2 separate regions of the Homo sapiens genome follow, and region 2 is linked to region 1. A link is a loop called in an ENCODE intact Hi-C map of the cell type or tissue named here. Cell type or tissue: HCT116. All regions are shown on one strand. Links, peaks and the distances in the headings refer to the core of each region. The heading gives the core; the rest is flanking DNA. Region 1 has its middle 50 kb from the start of POU2AF1. Region 2 has its middle 48 kb from the start of FDX1.

Region 1 (9,321 bases), core at 975-8,974:
TTTATTTGAGGCCAATAAACTGAATGCTAACTGGCCTCAAAGTCATTCATCATCATTAAGTGGTAAGGTTATGTGGTTATTAATAAACCAAGCCTGCAGATAAAAGATTTACGGTCACTTAAGCATTTGTTTATTAATTCAATAAAATTAGGCCAGATGTAGTGGCTGACGCCTGTAATCCCAACACTTTGAGAGCCCGAGGTGGGTAGATCACCTGAGGTCAAGAGTTCGAGACCAGCCTGACCAATATGGTGAAACCCCGTCTCTACTGAAAATACAAAAATTAGCCAGGCGTGGTGGCAGGTGCCTGTAATCCCAGCTTACTCAAGAGGCTGATGCAGGAGAATCACTGCAACCTGGGAGATAGAGATTGCAGTGAGCCAGGCTGTATTAGGTACTTTAAAAGATTAATAAAAACAAGCCCGGTCCCCAAGTAGCTCAAACCTTACTAGAGAAGAGATGTGATGTCAAGGGCCATGAGAGGGGACAAACTGCCATGGCAGTTTAGAAAGCGGATGAGCAGGTCCTTCTGTACAATCATAGAGGGCTACATGAAGGAAGGCGCCATTTGGGCTGGACCTGGGAAAATGGGTAGGTGTGGAACAAACTTTTATCATGGGGCATGCATTCCAGGCAGAACGTGTGCAAAGGAGGAGGTAGGAAAAATGAAGGGTATTTTTTAGAAGCAGTAAGGATTCCTGGAAGACAGTGGCAGCATTTCTGGGTAGGGGGTTCACAGGTGTTGTTGAGGCCCTGCTGCATGCCAGGCACTCTGTACCATAGGCAGGCTCCATGCTGATCATGGAGATAAACACATACACAAAAGACACAGGAGCCCTGGCCTCATGGAGCTCATAGTCCCTCCAAGGATACAGTCGAAAAAGAAGACTGGAGAGCCCCCAGTGCTGACCATTTAAGGAGCCTGGGGACTTGGGGGTTAGCAATGGAGAGTTAATGACAGTTTTTAATGCTGCAAGGTTATGATCAGCGCCTTTTAGAAGATTTATCTGGCCCGATAGTAGAAGAAAAACTTAAGAAGAAAGACGGGAAATATTGAAATTTCAGTTAAGAAACTACTGTAGTAACCCAGATGAGAGATAATTACCAAAATCAGAGCAGTAGGTAGGAAGAAAAATAGGGTATGAATGCAAGAGATACTAACCAAGCAGACTACACTCAATCTGGGAACTAGCAAGGGCAAGAAAAGCATCGAAATGGATCTGAGGGCGGGCACAGTGGCTGACGCCTATAATCGCAGCTCTTTGGGAGGCCAAGGTGGGAAGATCGCTTGAGCTCAACAGTTTGAGACTAGCCTGGGTAACATAGTGACACCCCATCTCTACAAAAAATTTAAAAATAGCTGGGCATGGTGGCACACACCTGCAGTCCCAGCTACTCGGGAGGCTGAGGTGGGAGGATCACGTGAGCCCTGGAAGTTGAGGATTCAGTGAGCCGAGATTGCGCCACTGCACTGCAGCCTGGATGACAGAGCCAGACCTCGTCTCAAAGAAAGAAAAAAAAGGAGAAACTGACCTGGGCTCTAGTGCCTAGGTGATTTACAGAATGTTGGCATCATTATCCAAAAACCAGGGTGTCAAGAGGAGCACAGCGGGACAAGGAGGAGGGTGATGAGTTCATGTGGGGTATGCTCAGTGTCTTCCCACAATGAGAAAGTGGGTGGTCCAGCCAGAGAGAGGTGAGAATTGCCAAGAAACCATGAAAGCAGTGACAGAGGAAGGGAAGGGAAATGAAAAAAAAATGGAAAGGAGGACTGGATTGAGAGTGGTTGTATCTACACATTGTATAGATCCTCCTGGCAGAAGACTCTAGCACCCATGGTTCTCTCTCCGTGTCTCCAAAGCTCTTTGGAAAGACACTTTCTTTGGCAAAAGAAAAGGAGAACACACAATAGAGAGAATGTACTGCAGAAATATGCATGGCAAATATGGCAGGGATAGGGAAAGGGGTTTGCATTGTAGCGGTGGTGGGTGGACAAGGTGTTTCAATCTGTAGTGTTCCCTTATAGTTCTAGCACACCTTGGGCTCTCCTCTCACAGTGACTCTCCCTCCATGCTCCAGAGATCCTGACTCCTCAGTTTTCCCATTGCTACCAGAGCCCAGGCCGGCCTGAATTCCAGATGATGACCACCACTAGATGAGAAAGACCAGATCAGAAGTCACCCTCTTCACCAGCACCCAAGGCTTCTTCACCTACACTCCCCTTACCACGCCCCTGTATCACACTGCATCAGAGGCAGGCAGGCCCGGGCAGGTTTGGCACAGCCAGCTCCCAGGCCGGTGTGGGAAAGTTAATATCACCCCGGAGTTTACTCAAAGTGTATGTGCCTTAGCAGAGCATGTTTTCTGGAGCTTCCCTGGGAGCTCACCAGCGCCATCAGAACATTTCTCAGTCTTTGCAAACACAATTGATTTACAATCCCACCACTGAAGTCACAAAGACAGAATGAAAATCAACTCCCCACAAGGATATTATTTCCTTGAAGAGACCTAGAATGATCTCAGTGACAGAGTTTCTTCATAAGTGGGTAAGAAAAAGTCCCTGCCTGCCTCCATTTTCTATTGGAACATCTCTTTTCTCTCATAATGCTGTTAAATATACCCCAGCAAAGTGGAGCTACTAAATTGAAATCATTAAGAAAGGATCAGTTCTCTACCCATCTCAGCTCTAGAGACTAGAGGAAAGGTGAGATCCATTCACAATAAGATGCTCTTCTTTCTGGAAAAAGGCAGCCACATCACAGACCTCTCTGAGCTGTGAAATTGAGCAGGACCCTTTGGTAGAGGCCTAGAGAGAGGGGCCCATGGCGGTCAAGAATAATCATGGCCGCTCACCCAGCACTGCCGAACACCCAGACATGGGACCTCTGCTCACAGCTCTCAAAGGACCGCTCTGATCTCACCCAGGCAATATGTGGCCAACTCCATATAAAACAACAGAAGAATAAAAAGAGATTTTTTTTCCTAATAAATATTCTTCTGCCGCTAATCCACCCTTTATAACTGTCAGGCTTCATGGGGCTGGCAGAAAGCCCATCAGATAACAAGGCAGCTGTGACCTGAGAAACGTGAGAAGAGGAGCAGATTAATAAAGATGAAAAACATGTTTGGTAACTGTGTCTGAGGGGAGGTCTCAGGGGAGTCTTTAGAGGGATACTCTGGCAGCTCGGGGACCCCAAAACCAATGCCACCCAGAAGCTGCAGCTACCCCAAGGGGAGGGGTCAGTCAAATGTGGTCCCTGAAAGCAAGCAGCTGACTTCCCTGACTTTCTGCACAGGCATTTGCTACCTGAGCCTTCCTGGGTTGACTTCATAGAATATGACAATAGAGTGACAGAGGCGTCACATCACAAGGCACAGGCTTTTGGTTCCCCCCACCCCGAACATTAGACTGAGGACACATACAGCTCTGTGGGGAGGCAGCCCAAGGCGGTGGCATTCTCCCTTCCTGCTTGCCGACAAGCCCCCGGCAAGCAGCTGTGACAAAGCAAGGATGAAGTTATAGGGAGGAGGATTTGACTAATGGCCGTATTTTCCTCGCCAAGAGCTAGGATAAATGGTCCAAAAAGTGCATAGGTAAGTATGGAGACGTCAGGACAGAAAATTTCTGAGTTAGGCCTGTCCTGAAATATCTGGGATTTGGTAGAGTATAGAATGGAAATACTGGTCTTCTAGACTGTGAGATGACAAGGATTATCACAAAGATGGAAGGGGAAGAGGAAGAAGATGAAGGAACTGAGTTCCCTTTTAAGACCCTACACCCTTCTCTATGATGACGTCACAAAGAAAAGTCCCCCAATTCAGTCCCTCCAGATTTCTTCAAACCCCACTGTATTGTTTCTGCTGCTTTTCCTTGCATCTCTGTCCTGCAATCCTCAGCAAGCCCTGCTGACCTACAGAGTTGTGCAGAGCCTCCAGTCAGGGACCTCTTCCTTTTGCCAATGCCTGGGGACTATGGCATTGGGCCACACAGTCATCTCCCCAGGGGAGCAGACTGACAGCGGACCTGGGGAGAAAAACAATCAGGTATCAACAGGTTCTTCCTGATCCAAATTAAATTCTAGCCCAGGGGACCTGAGCCCTAGGACACAAAGCTCAATGTTAGGTCCTATCTCTGAACTTCTCTACGCAGAGTTACTCAGCCCCTGACTATCTGCTGTTTGGAGCCATTCAGGGGAAGTGGGGGTGCAGGCATTCATTCCACTCCCACTCCTGGAACAGGCTACCAGGGTCTACCAGTGTGAGAGGCAGGAATTTCTGCAAGGCTCTTCAGCTTCATGGCTGCCTCAGGTTCGTGGTAACCAGGAATACAGTGTGAGGGTCTCATTAGCTCCAGGAAAAGGAAGGCCAGTGATAGACCGCTAGCTAAATAATTAAGCGAATGTGCAATCACCCGTAATATTTACAGACCACTCACTATGTATGTTCCAAACATCGTTCTGAGCTCTCCCCATTCACGAATTTGTCCCATCCTCACAACTTACTTTTCTTAAATTGAGGTAAAAATCTATATGACTTAAAATTTGCCATTTTAGCCATTTTAAAGTGTACAAGTGAGTGACTTCCAGGATAGTTCCAATGTTGTGCAACCATCACCACTATCTAATTCCGGGACATTTCAAAATACCCAGTACCCAAGAAACAGTTACTCACAAAAACCTACTTTTGAGGGAGGCGCCCCCTACTGACAAAGCTTAACATCACGCTCTCTCGGTAGAAAGGAGACATCTTGAGAGACCAGTCAGTATTGCAGGGCAGGTCCCAAAAGATGAACTCGGAACTGAGAGGCAATAAATGGGTAACTGGCACGTTACTCAAATTTTACACATGAGGAAATGGAACAAGGGAGGTTAAGCAGCCTGCTCAAGGTCACGTAGCAACTGATGAAATCAGGCTGATTCCAAAATGAGACAGACATTTGTACCTAGAAGGTAAAGGTAAAAGCCAAGAAGAAAGATGCTTTGTATCTTCTCAGGCATAAACAGGGGTTTATAATTGGTAAACAGATAAGGTATCCCTGGACTTGTTGAGCAGATCTAAAACTAATAGGAAAAGGGACATTTCTGGAGCTTTGAATCAGATAGTTTTAGGAAATTCAGTGAAGAATACAAAAAGGTAGTAAACTCCCAAAACTCATTAGCTATAAGAGAAACGGGGCCACACAATTAGGCCAAGAAGTTCTGTAGCAACTGCTAAGCATTTGTTGAGCAAAGCACACTCCTAGACAAAATGGAGAACGTAAAGGGGCAACTCCCCCACTTCAATTCTTCTGCTGCTGATCCCACCTGCTTTCTCATATCTTCCAAGGTTATACACTTTCTTCAAGTCCTGCTGTACATCCCACCATCCTTAACACTCCAGAGGCTTTCCTGAGTCTGTGTTATTGTTGTTGGTGTTTTTTGTTTTGTTTTTCCCTTGTCTTAGTGTACTTAAATCCTATCTCTTCTGATTAGTACAGGCCTCAGTGAGCTCTTTCTGCTGAACACAGCAAGCACATCATAATAGTAAACGCTTATGGTGCATTGTCATGTGTTGTTAACCCAAAATATCGGAGATAGGTCACAGTCAATTCAGAAAGTTTATTTTGCCAAGGTTAAGAAACAACCATGATACAGCCTCAGGAAGTCCTGACGACACGTGCCCAAGGTTGCCAGGGTACAGCTTGCTTTTATACATTTTAGAGAGACATGAGACATCAATTGATATATGTAAGCTGTACATTGGTTTGGTCCAGTAAGGTGGGACAACTCAAAAGTGGAGCCTACCAGGTTAGAAGTAGATAAAAGACAAAAGGTTGCATTCTTTTGAATCCTTGACTAGCCTTCCACTGAATACACAATTTAGTTTGGCTTAGTGAATCTGCATTTTTATGTAAACACTAGGGCAGAGGAAGTAATCAGATATGCATTTGTCTCAGGCAAGCCTCAGAGGGATGACTGAATTCTGTCTGTCCTTTGTCCACAAGCAATTTCCTTGTAGGCAAATTGTAAGGAGGGTAAGTATCTTCTTACCTTTTAGCTACCTTATTTAGGAATAAAATGGGAGGTAGGTTAGCCTGACCACACGGACACCATTACCATCTTGACTTTTCCCTTGGCTTAGGGATTTGGGGGGTCCCAAGATTTATTTTCCTGTGTCAAACAATTGTTAGCATATGACTTCATTTTGTCCTCACCAAAAGAACCCAGATGAGGAAACTGAGACCCAGAAAGGTTGAATAACTTCCTCAAAGTCACACAGCCACTAAATGGCAGAATCAACATTAGAATCTTGGTTGTTTTGATGCCAAAACCTCTTAACCCCAGATTAAAGTGCCTCTCAATTGAGTTTTCACATCACAATGCAACCCTTCACATACGGAGCTAATATTGCCTCTAATTCATTTATACATACCAGCCTTTTCTTTTTACCAGATTAAAAGAAGGCAGTCACCACGTATACAAAAGCAGCTCAGCATGGTCTCACATACAGTGACTAATTTTGTTCTCTTCTATGCCCCCATAGTGCCTCAGTCAGTGACGAAAGGGTTTGATATTCAAAAGCAGAAATTAAAGGACTTATCTGAAGGCAGAACATATTTGTGTACCTTAACCCAGGCAGTAAAGGAGGGCTATATTGTTCAGTATTGTATTGAGAGGTGAATTGAAGGATGGGGGTTCAGGTCAACACATTGCTTTGTGGCTGGTCTAGAACCCCAGGCTCAGTATTAATATTAGCCTAATAAACATAATGATAACTCCCTTTTTTGGAGCCCTTGATGTGTCAGGCACTGTTCTAAGCACTGAATTTACAGTATCTCATGAATCTTCATAGCAAGCCTATGATGTAGGCACTGCCATTATTACCGCTTCATAGATCAGGGAATTGAGACTCAGAGAAGTAACTTTCCTAAAGGGGCATAGCCAGTAAATGATAGAATTGGAATTTGAACACAGAGCATTTTGATTCCAACCAAGAGGCCCCTCCAAAACCTACTTAGGGAATAATACCTCCCACCTAAGTTCAATATTCAAGCTTTTCATATTCTCAAATATTCACTGTTTAATCAACAGAAGTTAACTGATTCACATAATATACGGCCCATCCTGTGCAGAGGCTTAGCATCTAGACAAGAGGAGGGATGGAGGACAACCCCCGGGGCTGGACCACAGTGAAATGGGCTGTCCTGTGTAGGAAATGACCAGAGTGGAGGACAAGCATGGGAAGTTTAGCTAAGGGATCTAATTAGATGACCTCTACGTTTTCTTCCAGCACCCAATCAGAGATGTAAGAACTGAACTCTAGCAACTTGCAGAGCTGGGGACACATACTTGACAGCCTCCAGAATGAAAGTAGTAGATGCTGTCACGATGCTTGGTTGGGATTCCCAGTGGAGGATACAGACATGGAATCAGGGTAGAAGCCAGAGAACTAAATATCAGGAAACAAAGCTAGAGCCAAAGAGACTGTCAGGAAGGTCAGAATTACAAAAAAATAGTTAGAGCACACCAGCACATCAGTGCAAATCAGTAAGCACTTATGAGTACCTACTATTGATTCCTTTGACATTTGATTCATTCAACAAACATTTACTGAGTCTTAATGTGTGTTCCTGGAGCTAGAGAGAAAGGAGAAAGCACAGCTAGAGCCCTGCCCTCAGGTAGCTGACACTCTCAGAGAATGCTGATAGGCAGGGTATTTCGCTGTGGAGCCACGTGAAGGAGTTGGATCCTGGTCCCTGCCTCCCGGATCACTTAAACATGGGCTATGGGTACCAAACAAACACACAGCAAGCAGAATTACAATCCAACAATTAAGTAATATTTAAAGAAAATAACAGGCCAAGCACAGTGTCTCATGCCTGTAATCCCAACACTTTGGGAAGTCGAGGTGGGTAGATCACCTGAGGTCAGGAGTTCGAGACCAGCCTGGCCAGCATGGTGAAACCCCATCTCTACTAAAAATACAAAAGTTAGCTGGGCATGGTGGTGGGTGCCTGTAATCCCAGCTACTTGGGAGGCTGAGGCAGGAGAATCTGTAGAACCCAGGAGGCAGAGGTTGCAGTGAGCTGAGACCACGCTGTTGCACTCCAGCCTGGGCAACAGAGCAAAGCTCCATCTCAAAAAAATAAAGAAAGAAAATAACAGACATGAGAGAAACTAGCAGGTCAAATAAAGTTTTGTTCTGCCAGATAGAAGGGAAACAAATATGTTTGGTGGCACAGAACAGAGCTAATGAAATATTTTGAATTGCTTTACACTGTGTGAAAAAATTAAACCTTCATCTTCCTCAGAAACCAGATCTTACTATTTCTACTTCTTAAGTAATATATCTTTTTTTTTTCTTTTTTGTAGAGACAAGGTCTCAGTATGTTGCCCAGGCTGGTCTCAAACTCCTGAGCTCAAGCAATCCTTCCACCTCCACCTCCCAAAGTGCTGGTATTACAGGCATAAGCCACCATGCCTGGCCTCAAGTAATATATCTGTCTCCCCTGGAAGTAGTTGTAGAAGCCCTTGTCATCTTAACTGGGCCAAGCCAGGCAGACTCTGACTTGGAGGTAAGACAAGAAGGAGATAGTGGCCAGAATTCATTAGTAAACCAGCATCTATTGTTTGCAATGGGCGCAATATAAAATACACTAAACAGTCATAAAATGTACAACAAAGATGGAAGAGACCTTAAAGATCATCCAATCTGATTTTCTGATCTTACAAATGAAGCAACTGTGGTGTGGGGGCATGAAATAGTTTGTCCAAACCTGACAAAAACAAGCAACAGGGAAAGGATTCCCTATTTAATAAATGGTGCTGGGAAAACTGGCTAGCCATATGTAGAAAGCTGAAACTGGATCCCTTCCTTACACCTTACAAAAAAATTAACTCAAGATGGATTAAAGACTTAAATGTAAGACTTAAAACCATAAAAACCCTAGAAGAAAACCTAGGCAACACCATTCAGGACATAGGCATAGGCAAAGACTTCATGACTAAAACACCAAAAGCAATGACAACAAAAGCCAAAATAGACAAATGGGATCTAATTAAACTAAAGAGCTTCTTCACAGCAAAAGAAACTATCATTAGAGTGAACAGGCAACCTACAGAATGGGAGAAAATTTTTGCAATCTATCCATCTGACAAAAGGACTAATATCCAGAATTTACAAAGAACTTAAACAAATTTACAAGAAAAAAACAACCCCATCAAAAAGTGGGCAAAGGATATGAACAGACATGTCTCAAAAGAAGACATTTATGTAGCCAACAGGCATATGAAAAAAATGCTCATCACTGGTCATCAGAGAAATGCAAATCAAAACCACAGG
Region 2 (9,321 bases), core at 764-8,763, 950 kb before region 1:
AAATGATCCTCCTACCTCAGCCTCCTGAGTAGGTGGGGCAGGTGGGGCTACAGACATGTGCCACCATGCCCAGCTAATTTTTGTATTTCTTGTGGAGATGGGGTCTCACTATGTTGCTCAGGCTGGTCTCAAACTCCTGGGCTCAATTGACTTTCCGGCCTCAGCCTTGCATAGCATTGGGATTACAGGTGTGAGCCACTGTGCCCAGTCTTGATTCCTAATTATTAGGACTTTGGTTGTACTCAGTGGGCTCTGAAATGTCAACAGGGGTCTTGGGTGAGTTTGAATTTCAAGGAACCTCAAAATTGATTATTTACCTCCTAAGGGATTCTCTGGTCTTAGGAGGCTGGCCAGACCTGGAGTGAACCCTGTAGGTTGACCATGGACTGGAACAGACCACCTAGTCTCTCTCTAGGTTATATGCCTGATTCTAAGGGGGCCTCTAGGCTACACAGGTTTCTGAAGGGTCTATGTCCCCTCCTGTTATCATGTGGAAAGGGCCAGGTGTGCCATCTAAGCTTAAGTCGTTAGGGAATTCTCTCTCCCTCAAAAACATTTTAAATAATCTCCCTGAGTCTTCCTTTAATTGGCCTTCTAAATCTTTAATAAGCCTGGATTAAAACCACCCTCCATTAGGATGATCAATCTGAAAACAAATTAGATCAATTCCACAAGTCCAAGCCCCTTCGTATAGCACATGAGAGATGCCGAGCCCTATAGCTTACGTTCTGATAATACAAACCTCCTTGTGTTCCCTGAATATGTCATGCTGTTTCATAACTCTGCATTTGCTTAGGCTGAGCTCTGACTGGAGCTCCCTCCTGCTCTGTCTTGGCCCAGCTCACTCAGTTATCTTTCAAGATGTCTCTGGGAAGTGTTCTCTGAACTTTCAGCTGGGATTATATGTCTCCCCGCTTTTTGGGACCTCCCCCCGCCGGCCACAGGATATAGTTCCATCTTAGCCTTTGCCATGTTATAGTATATTGAGCCTGGTGGTGGGTGATTGTCTCTGCCGGTAAGCTGTAAGCACATCCTGTGTACCATCCAGCACAGAGCATGGAGTCTGACACCCAGTAGTCAGTCTATAATACCAAAATATTGGAAAGCAGAGAAGGTGCCTTCATGCTGCAGGGACAAGCCACATGAACACTTTTAAAAAAAGGAAACAGAGTCTGGACACCTCAAACTCAGGAAGGAGTTATAGTGTGGGTAAAGAGGCCTAGGCAACATTATTTGTCCCTGGTTTGGACATGCCCTTTGTCTTGAAGCCCGTTAACTGTGTTTTGTATTTACTGACAGTTCAAGTTTTTCTCTTTTTTTTTTTCATACTTTGGAAGGGCAGAGACATCTGATCTAATACCATCTGTGACCAAGGGAGGGAAGGTGGGAGGAAGGAAGAGAATATCCATTTATTCACTTAATATTTCTGGAGCATCTGCTAGGTGCTGAGGATTCAGCAAGGACAAAACAAATGAATTCCTGCCTTTGCAGCTTCCTCTCCAGTGTGTGGGGGAATAGAAAATGAATAACAATAGACAGTTCCTTAGGTAGTGATAAGTGCTATGGAGAATGTAAAGCAGAGAAAAATGATACAGGTGTTGAGGGTGGGGAGCAAGGAGCTGCAGATTTTGAATGGGGTGGTCTCTGAGGTGGATGCCACAGGAAGGCATGCTCCGGGAGATGGCCTGGGAGGGCAGGGGAGCAGCAGGAAGGGTGGTCAGGAAGGTGAATGAGCAGGCAAGGGGAGTTTGCAGATGGTGCAGGCCCTGTAGGCCAGGGCAAGGGCTCAGCTTTTACTTCCATGGGATAGAAGCTACTGGAAGGTTTTGATAAAAGCAGTTCAGTGCTCTGACTTACCATATGTCCAGCACTGTGCTAGGTATTCACACAAATGACCTTATTTAATTTTGTAAAGTACCCTGCAAGATACATGGTTTTATCATCATTTTGCAAGTGAGGACTTAACACAGACCTTCTCCAAGATCAAATATGTAGAAACATGGGGAGCCAGGAAGACTTAACCTCTGTAAGGCCTAGCTTTGACCTCTGTAAAATAGGAATGATGCCTATAAACCCTATGCAATTCTGAAAATCAAATGATAATGTAAATAAAGAGAGTAGCAAAGTACTTGAGGAACTCAATAAACGTCAGTTTCCTTCTTTGTTCCAAGGCCACACACACAATAGCAAAGTGAACACTGGTTAGAAGATCTGCTCCATCTTCAGTGAACTCAGAGTAGGCACATCCATTGCACTTAATAGATTTTTGTTTCTTCCCTCCTTTCCCCTCCTCCTGTCTCTGGGTCCAGTTTCCTTATCTATATATTGAGACTATTGGTCTGCTCTCCAAGGCAATTTCCAGTTATAAAGTTCTTTATTGCTTCGACATTGTCTTAGCTGTTTGGTACACACCTTTCCTAATAGCTAGCAGAGGGTGATGCACACCGTGGGAACTTCATCAATCCCCAGTGATGATCTGAGAGGTGTTATGATAGAACAGGTTAAATGCCAGTGTCCTCTTCAGGTTTGACTGGGTCAGTGATCTTGTCAAAGGGGCATGATGAAGTGCCCCAAGGAGGTTCCTAGAGTTTCCGAAAATGGATGCAAAGTATGAAATGTCAATGCTTCTCCAGTGATGCTGGAGCACTTCTGCCTCTCGGATGTCATTCTTATTACTTTATAATTACCTTCTGACCTTTACTGACTCTGACAGTTGTGAGTCTTTAAAAAAAGGATTCAAGAATATTATCATTAATGCAGTTGCCTAGAAACAGGGCCTAAAATACATCTGGCTTTAATAGAAGAGCTAAAATGAGTTTTCATTTTTTGGCATTGTCTCTCTTTCTCCTTTCTCTTTTCTCTCCTCCCTCCCCCAACTTTTTCTTTGTATTAACCAAGAATTGCAATAGAATTTTTCACTAATCCTTTCTGAACTGTCCAGAGCCAAGGTACCCAAAATAGAGAGCATTTTTCCATCATAGGAAGCTTTAGCAACACTAACTGGGCATTATGAAATCTAATCCCTAGCCCACTTACACAGCAGGTATAGAATCTGTATTGTCAAATCACTCATCGCGCTCTCTGTAAGGAAGCTTTGCCAGTACTCATAAAGATGCTAGAAGAAGGAGATTCTATTGAGATTCTATTTATCTCTTCATCAAGGCATGTTCTAGAACACTATGCCAAATGGCTACAACTGTGATTTTCTGACCCATAAACATTTCCGTTCACCACTTTAATGTCTCCTCCCAGATGTACCCTCTTGCTTTCCTCTGTCCTTTTTATCATTGCAATGTTCAGTCAGTCTGTAGCTAGCGCACCTTGCAAACACAGCCCTTATCATCTGATAAAAAGAAAAGAGAAAACAGTAAAAAAGAGCAATAGAATATATTCCATTTTTTTCTATGTCTGTTATTAGATTTCTGCTTGTGGAAATACACTGATTTGCAAAAATGCTTCTGGTGGCAAAGGTTACATCAGCCTTACTAGGTCAAGAGGCCTAGAAGTCTGCTGGCCAGGTCAGCACAGCACCCTCTACTCACCATGCAGGTGCTTATGGAGGTTTAGGGAAGTGGAGTTCTGTAAGGGGAGGGGGCCTCCAGGGATCAAGGCACTCACCGTTCAGAACTGCTCCAGAATTAATTTCCATGGCCGGCATCACTCCCAGGCTGTTTCCAAACTTGCCTGATCATAAGAACCATCTGAGGGCTTGTTAAAAGTACTGATTCAAAGCCTCTTTTCTGAAGATTCTGATTCTGTAGATCTGGTATAGAACTTGGGGAACAGCTTTTAACAAGTACCCTGGTGGTTCATGTCAGGCAAGTTTAGGAAACAGACCAACAGTAGAGTCCAGGCACCTTTCAACTGCAGACAGGGCTTTCTGTGGTCTTGCTGCAGATTCCACTGTTAGCTCCAGACACACACTGGTTTGTGCTGCCCTGTCACACAACTCCAGGCCTTGACTCCTTGCTATGCACACTGCCTAGTGGCTGTCTGCCGTCTTCAACAGTCTTCCCCACGTCTTAGGACAGTGCAGGCATTGTTTCCTTGTGTTTCTGGAACACCTGCTCTTGCTTCTAACAAAAGAACAGCACTTAAGTTTATTACAATTATTGGTTTACCTTCTGTGATCCCATTTTCTGCTTTATACTTTTCATAGGATGTTTACCCCATACTCCTCAATTTGAATGAAAGCGCTGGGAAGGGGGACTCTGCCTGGACTAAGCTGTGTCCCAGGCTTCTACAAGAGGCCCTGGCCTACAGTAGGTGCTCAGTAGATATTTGTGAATTAAATTCTGTCTGTGGCACTAGACTGCGAGCCAGTCTTTAATCTCTGCAATCCTAGCACCTTGCTCAGTGTCTGTCACTCTAATGATAGTTGGATGAATCACTGAGATATTTGACTTCATAACCAGGTTTCGGTCCACTCAGCGCTCTTAGTGAGGAAGAATTAGGCAAATACAACCCTGAAAGGGAAAAAAGGAGCCAAATGGGGGAACAGCATGGAAACCTGGAAAAGAGCAGAGGAAACAGACACATAGAGACTGGACAATGGTGGGGACCAGGGGAAGTTGTCTTAGTCCTGATGGTAAGAAAGGTATCAAGAAGGGGATAATTGTTGATTGTTTCTAAACAACTCAATTCTTGTTGGTAGTTTCCAAAGACAGCCCAGAGATCACCCAGGGCCATCTCCACAACCTGCCCTCCCCTTGAAATGGCTCTGCACACAGTCTAACCCAGAGAGAGCATTAACCCAGTACCATGGTTAGGAGGGCGGATTCTAGAGTCAGAGGACCAGGTCTCCAATCCTAGTCCCACGCCTGACTGACTTTTTCCTGGGGCAAAACGTTCAAATCCCCTACTACCCCAGCCTCCTCATCTGTAAAAGGCTGTATGTACTAATGGTACCTGATCCTAGGGCTGTTGTGATAAATATGGTAATCCACACAAGGTGCTTAACACTGTGGCTGGCACCTAGTAAGTGATTAGTTGTGGCCTGTGTGGCACGCACTCTGCTGGGAACTGGGTATGTATGAAATAGCTAAGGGGCCAAGTGCATAGACTTCGGAATGAGATACATATGGCCTGGATTGGGAGCTCAGGGAAGTACTTAGCCTCTCTGAATCTCACATCATCGAGTGTAAAGTGAGGATAATAGCAACTGTTTACTGAGGCACATCCATTTGCCTGTGATCCACACAACCATCCTATAAGGATATTACCTCATGTACTCATCACACAGTTTCAGTAAGTGTCAACTAGCGATCACTTTATAACCTCTACCTACCCCTCACCCTTGCCTATCCCCAGTACCCTGGTTATTTTCACACAAACCCCAGATAGAACATCACTTCATCTGTCAATATACCTTATAATGTTTGTTGGCTTCACCATGTCTGGAATTCTAAGTAAACAAACTTGGTTCTGGACGAGGCACACAGTTGAACACCGTGCCTGTGGTCCAATGTCAGAACAACCGTTCTCATTCCACGGATGAGCTGATCCCCTTCAGGCTATAGGGGGCGCTGGAGCTAGAGAAGGAATGACAGCCAGGCATCCTGCTGAGAAGGCGGCCTGAGAGCGGTGCAGGGAGTGATCTCTGCGGCCTTGGCCTCCTGCGGAGAAACCTGGAAAAAGGATGCCTGGTACGACTGTTTGAGGCCACCGCCCAGCCAGGCTTTCCCAGTGGAAACCTGTATCCAGACCTAAAACTGTACACACAGTGCACGCTACAAGGGCTTGGGAGAAAGTAGGGTACTCTTCAGGGGACTGCCTGGAGGCACCGAGGACTCCTTGGAACTGGTCTCTTTTAAGTAGCACCAATGAGCTTTAGCTGCCGCACGGGCAAAATGGCAAAAAGAAAAGCCCATTTTGACAAAATTGTTCCTTGGTCCTGTCACATCAGGCTGTCATTTTGGCTAACTTGTCTTTTGTTCTTTGCACCTCAAATCTGAAAAAATTCTAAAATGCCTGAGCTCTATGGTGAGCAGAAAACTGTCCTGAGTATTTCTTCTCCTTTTCAACGTGCATGTCTCTGCCATTTTGAGTCTATTGTGCTGTTTAAAAGTCTCTTCCTTCTCCGAGCTCACTTTGCTATGTAAGCAGTTAGCTCCAAATAGATGGGTTCAGCACCACTCCAAAAAAAGAGCAATCCTTGTCTAAGAGGAAATATGGTTAAGTTGCAGCTTCCTAATTCTTCTTGTAGATAATATCTGTTCCTCTTGAGGAAGACTCTAGCCCTGATGCAATCATCTGATGCATTCTTTGTGATTGCTGCAAGGCAAAACTAAGGTAAGCTTGGAGCCAGAGAGAGCGCTTTATCTATTTATCTATTGATGGTGGTGCTGGTGGGGAAGGTAGAGCTGCCAGTATTCCTATTACAGTATGATTTCCAAGGGAGACAGTATTATGTAACCAGTGAATCATGAAAACCACCTCCAGTCTTCCAGCTGAGGAGGGCTTCTCCCTCCTCCATGATAACAAGCTGCAGATTGGCAGTAACAAGAGGCAAGTACTTACTTCACTGCTTTCTCCTGTTGCAGAAGTTTTGATGTCACCTCTTGGCATGAATGGGAACCTAGTATACCTCTGGAAGTGAAGCCTGCTTAGCTGGGTTCCACCCAAGGGAAGGCAGAAGTTTCTATTCCTCCAGGCTGCAATCCAAAGTATAGTAAACAAGTATGGGATAGAGTTCTTGTTTACAGGGGTTGCTGAAGTTTCTGTTTCAAGACACCATTTATATCATGACACAAAGGCTGCTTTCACTACCCTTCGTCATCGTTCTCTGAGTGGTGACTGAGCTGAATTTCACTGCTAGTTTGGAAGAATCTAAGGCAAAAAGACATCCCCATTGGCTCCCTCCATTTTAGCTAACAGCACTTGATGGCTGAAGGCACTACTCAGTCTGACTTGGCATTGTGCCAAGAGACTGCTTCTCAGCTGTGGTGAAGTTTGGCTACAGTCATTATCATAATTAACCTTAGCTGCCCTAACCGACAAAACCCTATTAAGCCTTGATGGCTTAATACCCAAGGGTTTATTTCTCATTTATGTGAAGTCCAGTAGGGGTCCGGCTGCCCTCTTCTCTCTGAAAGAGCCATCTGGAACACAGGGCCCCCAAGGTCTTTGCTGTGGGGGAAAAATAAGGTGGAGGAAGTGCCTGGCTCATAGTCCCTTGGCCAGAATCAGTCACATGACCCCAACCTAACTTCAGGGGAGGCTGGGAAGTACAGGTTGGAAAACATGAAATACCTGGTAAGCACTGATCCTCTCTGCCATATTGACTAGCATGATTCCATGATTTTCTGTGTTTTCCAGCAACTCACCGATGAAGATGTTGAACAGGTTAAAGCCAGGCAGGAGGACTGTCAGCGAACAACAGCACCTTAGTCCTCAAGGAAGTTATTCTTCACAGGGCTGTGGGCAAGAAGAATGCTTTTGCAGACAACCAGAGTCATTCCTAGAAGCAAGGACTATGACAGCAAGCTAAGATAGTTCTCGTTTGCTGGTTGTAGTGGATACACTAATTTCATTCCTTTGTCGAGGTAGAGTCCAAGTCCCAGCTGGAGGATGCATTTTGTTATCCTGTTGCTCAATTCCTAATGGACATAAGAAAGGTAGGAGCTACTGAAAGTTTCTCAGCAAGGAAGCTACTAAAAATAAAAGAGAATCCTTGTCCTATGAACAATTCCAACCCTTACTCTGGCTGACCCAGAGATTGTGGATTGAGTCTGGCCACGTAAAAAAAAAAAAAAAAAAAAAGGGAACAATTCAGCAACCCTCAGAACCGAACAGTTTTTTCTACATCTTGGGACGCAAGTAGAGCTAGGCGAACTTTCCACCTGGTCCATCAGCTTAGTGTGAAATGACAAGGGAGAAGTGAGGTGAGAGACACACACTTCTTTTTTTTTTTTTTTTTTTTGAGACAGAGTTTTGCTGTTGTTGCCCAGGCTGGAGTGCAGTGGAGCAATCTCAGCTTACTGCAAGTTCCACCTCCCGGGTTCAAACGATTCTCCTGCCTCAGTCTCCCAAGTAACTGGGATTACAGGCGCCTGCCACCACGCCCAGCTAATTTTTGTATTTTTAGTAGAGATGGGGTTTCGCCATGTTGGCCAAGCTGGTCTCAAACTCCTGACCTCAGGTGCTCCACTCACCTCGGCCTCCCAAAGTGTTGGGATTACAGGCGTGAGCCACCACACCTAGCCGAGACACACACCGTTCAAGGACATACCAGAATCTCAGAGGGAGGATGGTTAGGGAGATGTAAGATTTTTATATTTATCAAAAGAGGACTTAAATTTAAAAAGAAGGAAAGAGAGAGTGAGGGGGGAAAGAAAGAGGAAGAGAGAAAAGCAGAAGAGAAAAAGATAAAAAGGAAAGAGAATAAGTAGAAAGAGAAAAAGAAAGGAAAAGAGAGAGACTCCCTAACACATCATCTGCAACCTTCCAAACCTGCTTATGATTATAAGGTGGTTGAGTGCATGTGTATCATTAGTTGCTAGGACGATGAGTTTCAATCCCAAGCTCTAGAGCCTCATATCATGTGGAGTAGGGGTGGGCAGATTTTCTGAAGTGCTATGGTTGTGCTTTTATCGCTCTGGGGACAGATCCGTGGTGGCATGGCTAATGGGGATTTCTCTTTCCAGGAAGGGGCTATCAGTCTATGACTCAGCTGTCACCTTCTGGCCCCTGAGATCTAGATAGTGTCTCTCCTGAACCATCAGTTTTACTGCCCGTAGAGGTCCACTGCCAAATTTCTACTAATTCTTAGGGACTTGCCTTCCCATGAGCCCTCTGCTTTTGGCTCTACACGGGTGGCTTTGGTCCTTACCATGATGCTCAAAACATGAAAGTTGGCCCTTTGCAATATTATCTTATAGAATTTTTATAGTTTTGGGTCCAAGATTTAAGTCCCTGATCCATCTTGAGTTGATTTTTGTATAAGGTGAGAGATGAGGATCCAGTTTTATTCTCCTGCATGTGGTTTGCCAATTATCCTAGCACCATTTGTTATATAGGGTGTCCTTTCCCCACTTTATGTTTTTTGTTTGCTTTGTCAAAGATCAGTTGACTGTAAGTATTTGGGTTTATTTCTGGGTTCTCTATTCTGTTTCATTGCTCTATGTGCCTATTTTTATACCAGTACCATGCTGTTTTGGTGACTATGGCCTTATAGTATAGTTTGAAATCAGGTAATGTGATGCCTCCAGATTGGTTATTTTTGCTTAGCCTTGCTTTGGCTACGTGGGGTCTTTTTTGGTTTCATGTGAATTTTAGGGGTTTTTTTTCTTTTTTAGTTCTGTGAAGAATTCAATTCATGGG

What was found. A loop is a pair of places that touch in the nucleus more often than their neighbours do. Peaks named below come from ENCODE experiments on the same cell type or tissue, not always from the same donor. Only the 100,000 strongest peaks of a DNase experiment are listed, where the experiment ranks them.
Region 2: it touches region 1 in a loop (3-fold over the local background); 3 of 110 quality-filtered maps call a loop at or near these places.

Annotation. Positions count from the first base shown.
Region 1 is chr11:111,424,526-111,433,846 of GRCh38, forward strand. It overlaps a transcript of BTG4 not described here. Among named protein-coding and RNA genes, the nearest start is that of POU2AF1, 50 kb to the left of the region's middle. In HCT116, for the core only: a CTCF peak has its summit at 4,704 (motif pointing left); a DNase peak (open chromatin) is centred at 4,706.
Region 2 is chr11:110,473,078-110,482,398 of GRCh38, forward strand. No RefSeq gene overlaps it. Among named protein-coding and RNA genes, the nearest start is that of FDX1, 48 kb to the left of the region's middle. In HCT116, for the core only: CTCF peaks have their summits at 5,515 (motif pointing right) and 5,721; a DNase peak (open chromatin) is centred at 5,533.